2 separate regions of the Mus musculus genome follow, and region 2 is linked to region 1. Evidence: chromatin loops called from intact Hi-C (ENCODE). Cell type or tissue: heart. All regions are shown on one strand. Each heading gives the region's core, and the rest is flanking DNA. Links, peaks and the distances in the headings are about the cores only.

Evidence for each region. Hi-C counts contacts between places; a loop is a spot of excess contacts. Peaks named below come from ENCODE experiments on the same cell type or tissue, not always from the same donor. Only the 100,000 strongest peaks of a DNase experiment are listed, where the experiment ranks them.
Region 2: a loop joins it to region 1, with 2.4 times the contacts of the local background. A loop is called at or near these places in 2 of 42 quality-filtered maps.

What each region holds. Positions count from the first base shown.
Region 1 is chr15:84,259,168-84,262,304 of GRCm38, reverse strand. The region is part of intron 1 of Parvb (parvin, beta); the gene reads right to left. Among named protein-coding and RNA genes, the nearest start is that of Gm33723, 21 kb to the right of the region's middle. In heart, for the core only: a CTCF peak has its summit at 1,796 (motif pointing left); a DNase peak (open chromatin) is centred at 1,784; H3K27ac peaks cover 420 bases.
Region 2 is chr15:84,595,827-84,598,963 of GRCm38, reverse strand. No RefSeq gene overlaps it. Among named protein-coding and RNA genes, the nearest start is that of Gm34095, 21 kb to the right of the region's middle. In heart, for the core only: a CTCF peak has its summit at 1,726 (motif pointing right); no DNase peak of the experiment used is centred there.

The DNA of each region.
Region 1 (3,137 bases), core at 350-2,849:
AAGACGAGGCTCAACCAATTCGGAAGCTCCTGGAATCTCTGCCCAGGCTCCTGAGGTGTGGGTTGTAAGATCTCCGCACATGCACACCAAGGCTACGGGAATAAGCAGGATGAAGCATGGCTCATCCCTGGCTGCAGACGACGCTGCAGAGGCACAGGCCCTCCAAAGTCCCTGCAAAGAGCAGGTGTCAGACTCAAACCAGCACAGTGCCTATGGGAGGCTCAGGGCCATCTAAGCTCAAAGGGCTGTGGTAAAGCTGAAAATGCAGGCCCAGTCCAGGGGGAAAGGAAGTGTGGACCACAGCTATGGAGCAGTGAGGGCCAGCAAACAGCACAGGCCACTGGGGAAGGTCAGAGACTGCTGGAACCTCAACTTCAGGTACCCCAGGTTGCCGCTAGGGTCAAACCCAGGGACTCACACACACTAGGCAAATGCTCTGCCATTGAATTACGTCCCTAGTCCTTCCTTTTGGACACTGTCTTAGTTAAGGTTACTATTGCTATGGCGAAAGGGCTGGTTTGGTTTATGCCTCCAGATCATAGTCCCTCACTGAAGGAAGTCAGGACAGGAACTCAGGCAGGACAGGAACCTGGAGGCAGGAGCTGATGCAGAGGCCATGGAGAGGTGCTGCTTACTGGCTTGCTTCCCCTGCCTTGCTCAACCTGCTTTCTTATAGAACCCAGGACCACCAGCCTGGGGATGGCCCTGCCCACAATCACTAATCACTGCCCTCCCCCATCAATCACTAATTAAGAAAATGCTCTAATAGGCTTGCCCACAGCCCAACCTTATGGAGACCTTTTTCCAATTGAGGTTCCCTCCTCCCAGATGACTATAGCTTGTGTCAAGTTGTCATAAAACTAGCCAGCCCGGTGGCTCAGGCTGTCCTGGAACTCTCAATCCTCCTGCCTCGGGCCTCCCAAAGTGCTGGGACTACAGTATGTGACACCATGTCCAGCCAGTGTCACCACTGCAGAGTCACACAGCATACTGGCTAGTCTAGAGGACTTCAGCCCTATGACTTGATTCCCTGCTTTTGAAGCTGCACCCTACACCCCAGCCCCGCACAGAAGGGCTCCCCTGATCATCATCTGTTCTCTTGGCTCAGACCCTCAGCTCAGGTGCTGATGATCAATGACTCTTAACCCCAGGCCACACAGCAGGCCTTTTGCCGCAAGCCTTGGAGTCCCCAACTTAGGAAGGGTTGCTTTTGATCCCACTTCCTTTCAATCAATTCCACTGCCTTTCGACAAGTGATTTTAATCATGGTTGGGGGGAGGTGCAGAAGAATTCGGAGAGAGAAGAGCGTGCAACACCCCAAATACAAACAAACAAATAAACAGCAAAAGAGCAAAATGCAGATTTCCCTGCCGGTGGTGAACACACATCGTGCCATCCCTCTGAGAAAGCTATACAGGTTGCTTGCTCACCAAGGCAGACTGGGAATGAAATCTGCTGGTCGCTCGAAGCGGCAGAACAAGCCTGGTCAAGCTCAATACAGATAGAGAAATGCACTGTGTAGAACAGGAATGAGAGCAGAAATGGCAGCAGGAGAGTCACTCCTCAGCGGAGCCGGCGAGGCCCGCTTCCCAGCTGTGGAACCAGCGGTAATTAATCTGATCGGTAATGTTCCCACATACCCAGAAGTCCAAAGCGGTTCTGCTGAGAAAATAAGAAGATTAAATCATTAAGCCATTAACAACAACAACAAAAGAGCTCTACTGTACACCTGCCACGGGGAGAACCACTCCCCCCGCCCCCAAACTGGGCTGAGAGCAGGAACGCTATGTACATGGCGCCCTCTAGTGGTCATCTGTACTATGGCTGTCTGACGAGACTTCGTTCGGGAGGCAGGTCCAGTTTAATCTTCTTTGGCTGAGATAAAAAGCAAAGACCTGGGTTGGGGGGCGGGGACGGGGGGAGGGGTGCTCAGAACACTAGCACTGGACTCTGCAAGCTTGGCAGATGAGGAGCCAGGGCTAAGAGCCTATGTAGACACGCTCCCTGCCCCTGACACTCTTGGAACCCACGGATCCCACGCACTTCCCCAACACATTGGCCTCCCTTGACAGCTCCTTTCTTCGAGGCATTGTCACAGTTTGGCACATCTGCGCCAAAGGTTTAGCTGCCATCACTTCTGTAAAGGGCAGGCGTGTCACCTGCTTGTCTCCTGGCTCCTCAGGGCATCAGGCAGAGAGCAAACTGCTCAGAGAACAGCTGGCTAATCCTCAGTGAGTTCAGGAGCAACTGGGCCAGCAATCTGCAGCTTTAATCAATCATTTATTTGCAGTTATTTTCCCTATTTTGGTCTTTGGAGAACAATCTTGATACGTAGCCCAGGCTAGCCTCAGACTCACAGGCCTTCTCCTGCCTCATTGGTCCAATTGCTGAGTGGGATTACAGGCATCTGCCATCATTCCTGCCTGGGGATTCTCGCTGTAACTCCCTGGACCTCTTTCTCCTACATCTTTTATGGTTGCATGGTGCTTCCCCTTCTGTGATGAAAAAAATGAATGTATACTGAAGTTAGCTTGGGTAGTACAAGCAACCCCATGGGGTCTCCAGGCAGGAAGAGAAGCCTGGAACAGAGACAGACTGGGAGATGCAGTGTGCTGATGGCTGGGGGGATGGCGGGGACAGCACGGGTCCTTTCAGAACTGGAAGAGGTCAGAGATGAAAACTCATCGAAGCCTCCAGAAGGCTGGAAAGCCCAGCCCTGATCCTGACTGATGACGTTCAGGGCTGTAAGGCAACACACAGACTCCCGTTCTAACTAATGAGGTTCTGGTGCCTCATTGCCACAGTCCTACAGAAACAAACAAGGGCATGGGGGGCACGTTGCTTTGATCCCAGCACTCCGAAGGCAGGCAGATCTCTGTAAGTTCAAGGCCAGCCTGGTCTACACAGCGAATTCCAAGACAGCCAGGGCTACATAGAGAGACCCTGTCTCAAAAAGACAGAAAGGAAAAAAACAAACAAGGAGGGTGGCTACCAGAAGCCTTGCACATCCAGATAGACTCTCCCACTGGCCTTTCAAGAGCTGTTGAAAGAGACAAGCCTGGGTCACTCAGCAGCAGAACTTTAGACAGAAAGGAAGAGCTGTTTGACCTCACTGTAGAGAGCACCGCCCCTCCCTG
Region 2 (3,137 bases), core at 240-2,739, 340 kb before region 1:
AAGCGGAGACACAGGAAGAAATGGACCTTGGGGGTAGGGCATGGTTGGGGCTGTCCTGAGTGTTGTGCTGAAACTTCTTATAAAGGGTTTTTACTAGATTATAGATTTAGACCTTGTCTCAGACAAACATACAAAAATAAAGAGGTGTGATAATACATTGCCCTGCCCCTTCCAGTCCTTTCTCTCTGCTCCCTGTGTGTGCGCAGCTGAGCTGTGACTTCTCAGCTTCCTGCTCTGCCTACTTGCTACCTTGTATGCTTCCCTGACATTGGGACCAGTCACCAATTGCTTTTGGTCACCGGGTTTTATCATAGCAACAGAAAAGTAACCAATACACTCAAAGCCCACCCCCACTTCCTCCAGGAAGGCTGTATCTAAAGTTCCATAATCTCTGCAAACAGAACCATTAGCTGGGGACCAACTGTTGGACACCTGAACCAGCAGGAGGTGGACATTTCTCATTCAACCCCCCACCGCTACTACTGGGGAGGCTTTAGCCTCAAGGTAGACCAGCAAAGGGGAGGGAGCCAGAGTGAAAACATTTTGGGAGCCCACGGGTGGGTAAGTGAGAGCACACAGGGCAGGCTGGAGAAAATGGACATTCAGCCAGCAGTGTTGAAAGCCAGGGACCGTCAAGAGGCTTGCAGGCCGTGATGACAACTTTCCTGACAGCTAAGGAAGGGAGTCCATGTCAAACCAAATGGTTTGCTAGCCAGGATTTACTCTCAAGGGAGGGGAAAGTGCAGGCCTCTGGACTTAGCAGAAACAACACTGGAAGCTGGGGAACACCTGAGTATTAAACTCTGCCCCTCTTATACCAATGGCGATCATCCAGCTCAGATCTCTGTTCTGGGTGACCTCAGGGAGCCTGGCTGCCAGGCTGACAACTTATGGGATGCTGGCTGGCAAAGGCCAAGCTCTAGGTGACATGATGGGGTGATGGACCCATGCCAGGGGCTCAGTGGAGTCCAGTGTTGCCCTGCCATATTCCATGCTCATGTTTGGCCACTGACCCTGTTCCCAATAGTAGCCTGGCCATGTGACAAGGTGGCAGATTCTTGTGCACTCTGCAACTGCCCCTTAGTGCTCCCACTTTGGTGCTCCCATCTAGATGCACCTGCCTTGATGCTTCTACTTTGGTGCTCCCACCTTGGTGCTCCCACTATGGTGGCCAGATGTGCACTACTTCTGTGGGTTTGCTCTACACCTATTTTTGGCTCCTCCCATGACTGTGCACTGTCTAAATCCCAGGAGTACCCTCATCCCAGAGCACTCCTCACACCCCCCTTCCTGGACCAGATGCTAAACAGTAGACCTGTGCCAGCTGTTATCCAAGTATGAGTGTGACCAAGATACCACATAGAGTGGTCCATGTCATGTGGGTGTTTTTCACTGTGTGGTGTATAGACTTTTCCCACTATGACAGATGCCCAAGAGAACCAATTTGATAGGAGAAGGATTTGTTTCAGCTCAGAGTCTCTGAGGGCTCAGACCATGGTGGGCTGCTCCATTGTTGTGAGATGGAGTGAGGCAGAGACTCATGGCAGGAGTGTGTGGCAGAGTCAAGCTTCATTCTCCCATCATGGTAGCTGAGACTCAGGGGAGTGAGGAAGAGCCAGGGATATGATACAGCACTCAAGGACACACCTCCAGAAACCTTCCTCTAGCAAGGCCTCATTTTCTAACATTTCCAGAACATTCCCAAATAGTTTGGGGCTAAGGCTTTGATGTGTGACCACATGGGGGAGCACTCTGAAGACTAGGAATAGGAGGCCTGGGGAGGTGCCTCTGTTAGTAAAGTATTTGCTTTGTAAGAGTCAGAACCCAAGTTTGATGGCTGTAACCATGAACCAGACAAAGGTGGGGGGTGGAGGCAGGCAGTTTCCTGGATGCTCTCTGGCTGGCTAGCTTGGCCCCACCTTGGCAAAGTTCTAGGCCAATGAGACTCTGTCTCAAAGAAAACGTGGAAAGCACCCAAGGAGCAACAAACACCCAAGTTGTCCTGCCACCTCCACGTGCAAGTGTTTGGATCTCTCTCTCTCTCTCTCTCTCTCTCTCTCTCTCTCTCCCTCCCTTCCTCCCTCACACACACCCCCATAAATCACTGAGAAGAGCTAAGAATGTGGCTCAATAGGTAGAATGACTGCCAAGCATACGTGAGGTCCTGGGGTTCGATCCCCAGCACCAACTAAACCAAATGTGGTGATACACACCTGTAATCCCAGCTCTCAGGAGCTAGATACAGAAAGGTCACAGGTTCAAAGTCATCCTTGGCTACACAGGGAGCTTGGGGACCAGCCTGGGCTATATGAGATCTTGCCTCATACATTAGGAAAAAAAATAGGGACGAGAAAGTTACAGGAATTTTCAGGGTACAGAAACTCTACCGCAGGGGGAGTTTTAGGATGCCTGATGGGATGGTAAGGCTGGCCAATAGCCCAGATGTGAGTGCCAGGGGTCAAGAGAGAGCCACAGGAGAGAAAGTGTCTGAGGCAGGTGAATGCCAGGAGTTGGGGGAGAGGGTTTAAAACTTGTATGAGAATACAATGCCCCAGGTGAAGCCTCTTTTGGAGAAGAATGTGAGGAGGGGAGAGCACTATGCACCGCTTCTGCCGCTAGTCTGCACAGTCACATGGCCATTTCTGATTCTGTTAGGAGTTTGTATGGACTATGGCAGGATGCTGGGCAGATGGCAGGGTACAAGAGGGTCTGGTGGTGATTTAGAGGGGGCCTTACATCTATAGTGGATGTCAAGGGAGACACCGTTGTGTGCAAACCCCACAACTTAACAAAATACACATACTACTGAGACAGTACCAGTTGGATCTGTAATGTCCCCCAAAGGCCAATGTGCTTAAGACACTTATATCCCAATTAGGCCCTGCTGGGAAGTGGTGAGACTTGGGAAGGTGGAGTCTAATGGGAGATTTGAGGGGGTGTGTCCTACAGGAGAGGGTGAGGTCCCTCCTATTTCTTGGCTTTGCTCCTCCATGTGTCCCTTGGTGATGTGCCATCTAATCACAGGCCAAAGCAATAGGGTAAATGGGTCATTGTGCCAAAGAAACCTTTCCTCTTGTTAAGCTGATTATCTCATGTATTTCGCTGCTATCATAGAAAGCTGACTAATGCACCAAGAT